Regions from separate parts of the Mus musculus genome. Here region 2 is linked to region 1. Evidence: chromatin loops called from intact Hi-C (ENCODE). Cell type or tissue: gastrocnemius. All regions are shown on one strand. Region 1 has its middle 2.2 kb from the start of Denn2b. Region 2 overlaps Denn2b (DENN domain containing 2B).

Evidence for each region. Peaks named below come from ENCODE experiments on the same cell type or tissue, not always from the same donor. Only the 100,000 strongest peaks of a DNase experiment are listed, where the experiment ranks them.
Region 2: it touches region 1 in a loop (2.3-fold over the local background); 9 of 42 quality-filtered maps call a loop at or near these places.

What each region holds. Positions count from the first base shown.
Region 1 is chr7:109,617,329-109,621,328 of GRCm38, forward strand. It overlaps a transcript of Denn2b not described here. Among named protein-coding and RNA genes, the nearest start is that of Denn2b, 2.2 kb to the left of the region's middle. In gastrocnemius, a CTCF peak has its summit at 1,596; DNase peaks (open chromatin) are centred at 741 and 1,609; H3K4me3 peaks cover 66 bases; H3K27ac peaks cover 1,488 bases.
Region 2 is chr7:109,557,268-109,561,267 of GRCm38, forward strand. It overlaps Denn2b (DENN domain containing 2B), which reads right to left. Exons shown (of 20, transcript NM_001001326.1): 3 at 1-194. Among named protein-coding and RNA genes, the nearest start is that of Snora3, 39 kb to the left of the region's middle. In gastrocnemius, no CTCF peak of the experiment used is centred here; a DNase peak (open chromatin) is centred at 2,388; H3K27ac peaks cover 1,515 bases.

The DNA of each region.
Region 1 (4,000 bases):
TTTTAGTAGCCCTATGTATACTTTTGCTTGGATGCTGCCTAACCCTCTCAAAATAGATGTACTAGTTTGTTTGATGCTCTTAACACACTGGTCAGATAGGTTTGCTACCATTTTATAGATGGGATCACTGAGGCCCAGAGAGATCAGATACTTGATCCACACTTACCTAACTAGTTAGGAACTGAGAGTAGAGACAAGTCAAGGGTCTCCTAGTCCTTTATGTTTTGCTATAAAGTACACAGAAGCCTGATCTTGAAAACCAGCTCATTTTCTAAGAACCACAAGTGTGGGCCTCCAAGGGAAAGTGAAGACTCTATCTAAGTCCTGTTAAGGTAAATCTATCTGCCACCCTTCTAGCCCAAAGATTTAATGACCGATAACATCTATGACATGCACAATATCTGCTGCAAACTAGAGAAAAAATGCCCTGCCCTACCCCCAAGTACTATCTTACATCTTCCCAAAATAACCTCCCAAATCCTGGTTCATTTTTTTCTCTGACAGAGTAGTCCTAAAAGTTACGACTGGTGTTATATTAATTTAACACATTTTAAAAATGTATCTAAAGTAAAGTTAAATTACTTGCTCCCATTTACTGAACCAGGAAATGAGAGATCCAAAACCAGTGTCCAAGCCTTTCAACTTTCTGGCATACATTAAGCAGAACAGTTGCCAAGAATACCAGAGCTAGAGTCACAAGACCTTAGCAGTGCCTGACCTCATCGCCAACTGGCCACCTGTCACTGAGCCAGCCTCCTCCCGACTTTCTACTTTCTATGAATATATCTCATACTGGGGTGGCAGAGGACTAGGGTGTGAGGTGCAGTGTCAAGGTGCTATTAGTCAAAAACACTTCAAATTAGGCACTCAGCTCTCATCCACCACCCCCCAATTGTTAGTACCTCTCCTCCACCAATCTAGTAGATATATTTTTCAAGTAGAACTCGGGGTTGGTAAATGGATTGACTGCATGTGGGAAGGTGGAGGCTGATGAGGATGAAGACAATGAGGCTCAAGGAGGCCATTCTCCAATGCTGCTCCTCAAAATAATGCTGGGGGAGGGGTGGGGGGGCCCTGATGGAATCTGTAACGCTTATCCCTTGCAGAATTCCTTGTGATGTTGACTCACCTTCAGTATGCTACAAAATTCCCAAAACCAGACTTTGGTTGACTTGAATTTAACTCACAAATATATGCTGAAGATAATACACAAAAACACGACATAAAACCCAAGTAGAAATGGCAGACTACTACAGATCCTTAAGTAGTGATAAGCCCAGAATCCCCACATCTGCATAGGAATTCAGTATCACTAAAGCTCTGTTTCTCTTTCCTCTTAAACACAGCAAATTCTGCTCTTTATCTGAACCCAAGGAACACACACCTGCCTAGTCTCCGAACCCAGATGAGGCAAGTCCACCCCTTTCTACAATAAGATCAAATTCACTGGAGTTGACAATATCAACTAAAATTTTCTGGGACCCTTCCAGTCAAACAGTGTGAGTCAGGCTACCAAAGCAGAAAGTCAGTCACTAAAGTAATCTAAATGTTAAAAGCCCTAAGACCAGACACACAACGCAGGCCATGCTCCCCCTAGCGGCACACCGGAGTTAGAGATTCTTTGGTATCTTGTCCTTAGAAAGAATAAAGTTGGGGCCTGAATTGGGGAGACCAGAACCCTTCTGTTGCATATGAGCTCCTGGAACTGGAAAGAAGCAAGGCCAGCCGACTTCCTCTGTTGCCTCTGCAGGACTGGATTCAGATCACGCCTGATTGGCTTTTTCTGAAGGAGGATTGTACAGACCCACGTTGTCTGCCAGTGGGTCAGTCAAGCTTGTAATACCAATTTCTCAGGAGGCTGAAGTAAACTGCAATGTCACCAACTGCCTTGGCTACAGAGGGCAGTCTGGGTAATTCAATGAAATCTTGTCTCAAAATTAAAAATAAGGGCTATAGGGTTAGAGAGATTGCTCAATGGCTAAGAACATAGTTACTTTTGCAGAGGAACCAGGTTTGGTTCCTAGCACCCACATGATGACTTACAACCATCCATAACTCCAGTTCCAGGAGATCCGATACCCTCTTCCAACCTCCATGGCACACGAATTTTACACAAACACACACACAGGCAAAATACTAATATACATAAATAAATCTTTAAAAATAAACAAACAAAATAAGGATGTGGTTTGAATATGCTTGGACCATGGGAAGTGGGACTATTAAAAGGTGTGGCCTTGTTGAAGGCAGTGTGTCACCGTGTAGGCAGGCTTTGAGAATTCCTAGTGCTCATGCTCCACCCAGTGTGGAAGTAAGAGTGTCCTTCTGTTGCCTGTGGGCCAAGATGGAGAACCCTCAGCTCCTCCAGCACCATGTCTGCCTGCATGGTACCATGCTTCCCACCATGATGGTAATAGACTGAACCTTTGAAACTGTAAGCCAGCCCCAATTAAATGTTTACCTTTATATGAGTTGCCTTGGTGATGGTGTCTCTTCACAGCAATGAAACCCTAACTAAGACAGAGAGCCAATGAGATTGTTCAACAGGTAAAGGGACTTCCTACCAAATCTGCGAACCTTAGCTCAATCTCTAGGATTCATACAGTGGAAAGAGAAAACTGAAGTTGTCTTGGACTTCCATATGCATATCATGGCATGCATTTACCCATATACATACCCAAATAAATAAATGCAATATTTTCAATAAAATGCAAATAAATAAATAAAGTGCTTGGGAGAAAGCTCAAAGAGACAGCACTGACAGACACACAAAAGGCTCTCGATTTCACCCTAACACTACAGGGAAAAAAGAAAAAACCACAAGTACATACACATACTTGGGCCAGAAACCTGGGTGACATCTCCAGGTCTCTTTCCCTTCCCACTGCAATCCATTTACCAAGCCCAAATAATTCTACTTGAAAAATATATTTAATATATGTCCCCTTTTCTCCACTTCTATCACTGCCTACCCATTCAGTAATTACTGCAGAAACCCAACTATCCTAGTTTCACCTCTTGCCCTCAAGGAAAATAGTGAAAAATCAAACTCAGTTTCTCATACACTGCCACACAACAATAAACACAGAGGCCTTCTGTTGCCAACTGGGTAGAGGTTTCTCCAAACATACCGAGCAAACCATCAGTCTAACAGTAGATGTATGCCCTCTGGTATAATTCAGACACTTTCCCTGGAGACTGAACCCAGCCCCGTGAGGCTCAGTCCTCAGTGCTGCCTCCCACCTCGCTAGATGCCAATTGCTAGGGTCAGACTGTTCTATCTGTGTTTCTGACAAGCACATATACATCTAAATCAGAATTTCCACAGTTACATCCTTGACTTTAACACATTTGCTATTAATAGGTTGGCCCATAAAACTTTAGGAATCACTTAGATCTCCTAGTCTATTATAAACGGTATTGTAGATGAAAGAGATTCATATGGCTGGTATGGGGAGGGCACAGAGCTTCCAAGTCCTCTCTACAAAGGTCACATGTTTGGCTCCACTATAGCTCTCAAAACCCAGTCCTCTGAGGTTTTATGGAAGATTCGGCATATAAGCACAACAGATTGTATCATTAGTCATTTTAACCAACTTAACTTTCACCCCCCTCTCTTTTCCCCAGGAGTAATGGAGTAAGACTAAAGTTACAATCTTCTAAACACAAGCAGCTCCCATCTTGAGGACATGCAGGAGCCCACAGGCACCAGGCAAATACAAATAGACATATCCTGCTTTGGAGATTCCAAAGGATTTTAGGAGTTGTCTGCCAGGAAACAGGAGGAAGACCAAATATACATTCCACAGCATCATAGCCTCACAAATCCATTCTCCACACGGCTGTCTGAAGCCCCTTTTGACACAGGATCATGTCATTTCCTGCTTAACACTTCAATGCTTCCCAGAGCTCTTAGGATGAGCTCTAGGTTCTTAGCAAGACCTCTAAAGACCCAGCACGACCTCCTCTTCCCTCCTCTCAGCATACTTCCTTCCCTTCC
Region 2 (4,000 bases), 60 kb before region 1:
TACAAATGGGTGGTGAGGTTTCTGGGGACGGATCTTGACCTAGGAGTGAAGGATTTCGAGAATGCCGGTCCTTGAGGAGCACCTGGGATTTAGAGTGGCTGGGGTACCTGCAGGCTGAGGTTTCACTGTCACTGAGTGGGTAGATGGGACTTCTTGGTGGGTATAAAACTGGAGGTGGAGAGACTGACTGAGACCTAAGAGCAAAAAAAAAAAAAAAAAAAAAAAAAAAAGAAAGGAAAAAGGAAAAGGGTGAGTGGTCTAAAAACCAGGGGGACTGTGTTTCATTCTGATGTTATGTTCCTGCAGAAGTCTCAAAAATACTCTAAGTGCCCCCTCCCATACCAATCCCATCACTTGGGAGATGAAGGCAAGAGGATTGTGAGTTCAAGGTCATCACTGGCTACACAGTGAGTCTGAGGCCAGCTTGAGTTAGTATGTCCAAAACAAAGAAAAGAAATCCTTCATTTAATATGTATCTTTAAGGCTGTCCTCAAGTAAAGAATAGCTCTTTAGTCACGGCAGGCCAACCTCCACGAACCTTTCTGTCTCGCTCATTCTCAGAGACCTGAGTAATACACAGAGCAGAAGCCTATTCTTTAATAAACCAGAGAATCTGTCAACTAGAGACAGTAAGAACATGTACTGCTACATGGCCAACTGGCCCTCTTGGAAGAAAGCACACAGTGCTTTTTACATTATAAATATTCCTGAACATGGTATCAGTGAATGCAGATGAGCAGAGATGCTAATGAACAACTCTCATGAACTGCAGCAAAACAGCCCCAACATATTACTTTCTAAAGTATTCCCAAATATATATGCCAAAACTGTTTGCTCTTTAAACCCTTGGATGTCTCCCCTAAGACTGTGTTACTACTACAAGATCCTACTATCCTGACAAGAATTAGGATCCCCAGTGGATTTATAAAGGTTAGTCAGGCCCCTCAAGAAAGAGTCCTTTCCACTCTCTCAGAAGGTTTTTACGTAGCTCTACCCTATGAGAGTGGCTTCATATCCAACAAGCCATCTTGAAATCCATACACAGATCTCAGCTAATGTTCCTAAGGACATGAACTCAATTTACCTTCATGAAAACTCTATTAGTTCATTATTATACATTACTATTTTCATGATGGAAATAAAAAGACAAGAAGAAGACTTAGAGAAATTACATATCTCACCCAAGGTCCCTTACATGTTAAGTAGTGAAGCCACAATATGAATTTACACTACACCAAGTTTTTCTCTAAAGAGAAGACAGTACCAAAGGACTCTAAGTCCTAGCACAGAGATACTTGTACACCCATGCTTATTGCTGTGCTGTTTATAATAACTAAAAAGTGGAAATAACCTAGATCTCCATCAACAGATGAATCGTCTAAGGCAATGTGATACATACACACAATGGGATTTTACTCAAGCCTTAAAGAAAAATGAAATCATGGTATCTGCAGGAAAACAGACGGAATTAGAAATTTGTTGTTGTTCTTGTTGTTTTTGTTTTGCTTGCTTTTCGAGATGGGGTTTCTCTGTTAAAAGATCCCTGGCTCTCATAAAACTCACTCTATAGACCAGGATGGCCTCAAACTCACAAAGATCCACCTGCTTCTGCCTCCCAAGTGTTGGAATCAAAGGCGTTGAGCCACCACATCTGGCTTAATATTCTGTTGCTGTTTGAAGTTTTTATATTAGCAAAGTGACCCAGATGCAGAACTACTTGTTTTCTCTTCATATCCAGATCCAAGATTACACATACATTCATCCATAACACATGTACTATGGGGGTCACGAAACTAGAAAAAGGACTCTGAAAGTAAAAGAAGAGGTTTAGGGTAGAAAGAAAGGGTGATAGAAAACATGTATGTATTCAAAGTCTGTAATCAAATTATATGTTAATTTTAAAACTTTTTAATGGAGAAATTAAAAAAAAACCCAACAACAACCAGTAAACAGTAACTTCTTCCACCAAACATAGCTCACCAGAAACCTCCATGGCCCTGGACACAGCCCAGTCTAGAACACAATATTTATAAGGATCAGGGGACTTCTCTGCTAGAGATCTTGTCTAAGGCATGTGGCCTGTATCTATAAAGCCCTGTATGAATGTTAAGCAAGAATGAGAGGAAAAGGTAGAGGTGAGTGAGCTTACTGAAGAGAGCTATGAGCGGGCATCCTCCCAGTGCATTTTCTGGTGTCTACTATGATAATCACTGTCAACCCTTGAGAACTCTTCTTAAACAGTATTAGCTCAACGGTGGTAGGAATTTGCTAACAGTGAACCCACAGAAGGTTTGACTGATCAAAAACTGGGCTGTACAGCTTCACAGCCTCCAAAGTGTCATGCCATCTCTAGGACAGCAGCCAGCTGCTCCTGAGCCAGTGGCTGTCACCACTTGCTCACATACAAAACTGGAGCTCTGGTGAGTCACGGATTGGCTGACAATTCCCTGTTAGGCCACAGCCTTTACTGACCCGACCAACAGAAAACCTCGTATGCTTAAGTTGTTTTTAAAAGGGCAAGTCAAACAAGAGCCACCCGCACACATACACAGGCACAGACGAGAGAACTGTAGTGCACAGCCAAGCTCATGAACAAAGAGCCTGCTCAGCGAGTAAGTGGGAAGAGACACCTCAGCTCTCTGTAGCAGGCACTGGCAGAGCAGTGAGCTTAAGGAGACCCCAGCCTATGCACAATGGTCAGGAGTCCCTAGTCTCTCTTCTTTTATAAAGGCACAGATTAAAAAGGGGGGATTAATCCGGGCCCCTATAAAGATAAGTCACTGGGTTCCACAGAGGACTCTGTTCTGGTGATTCTCAGTGGAGATAGGGGAAGTGCCGCCACAGGTCGCTGCTCCCAGGTTAGGGGCAGGCTCAGAAGAATCTCCATTTCCCACAGAAGGCTTAAAGAAAGATACAACACTGTGGACAGATGTCTGGATGCTTGAATCTTTGTAAAAGGGGTCTACACATCAGGTAGCATCCCTGGCATAAGATAACACTCAGCCTTGATCTTCTGGTTCATTTTGTTGTCTTTTATCCCTAAACAGATTGAGAGAGAAAGTAAGGCAATTCCTTGCCTGTCAGGTGAGAGAAAATGATGACTAAGCTAACCAGTACCTGGATCCAGAGGTACTCACAAGGGCAAACCCTTCTTTGGTGTCTGGTCTCCCACTCCGGTGCTTTCATTCTCTAGACACACTGCAACTAGTGGCCCCTTGGTTCCAATTCAGAGGTTAGCAGGCAGCTCCCTAGTGACTCCGTGTGCATCTATACACACCTCAAGCGTGAGGCACAGCTTGGCTCTTCACTCACACAGTATACTCTATAGCAGGTACACTCCAGGCACTATTGTAGGCATTCAGACTCAGCAGAGAGCAGAAAGACAATGCCTACCACCTTCTCTTTCTTTTTCTGTGTGTGCCACCTAACAGAGTTGGCTTTCCTTGGCCATCCATCCGAGCTATCCCTATGCCATTCTGTGCTTCCTTATCTCTGGTTTTACCATTATAGATAATGAAGGGCCAAAAGGTCTATGTTTCTCTCCTCCTCCTCTTCCTCCTCCTCCTCACATCCGGATCCATCCTGCTCCCCAACACACCTACTACTCCATCCCATCAATCCTGCTCCCCACACCTCTCACAGCCCCTACCCCCATTCCCATTGCTGCTGATACTTCCTCTGTTCAGATCTTTTCTTCCCACCAGGACTGAAAACATTCTCTTGATTTCCCTTTGCCTTAGTCTGAACCTTGTTCTAGTCCATCTTCTCATCTTGCTGAAATCCCCTAGTATCTGCAGACTAAAAGCAAGGCTGACAGGGTCCCCATGATTTGGTTTTTACTCACACTGTATATCCTTCCACACCAATCCTGCATTCCAGCCAAAGTTACGTCAAGCCTCTAGATTTCTTTAACGCTACTCGCTTCACCCAGGTGGATCTGGCCAATTTTTAATCCCTCCACTGTGGCTAGAAAAATATCTATTATGATATAATACTTACA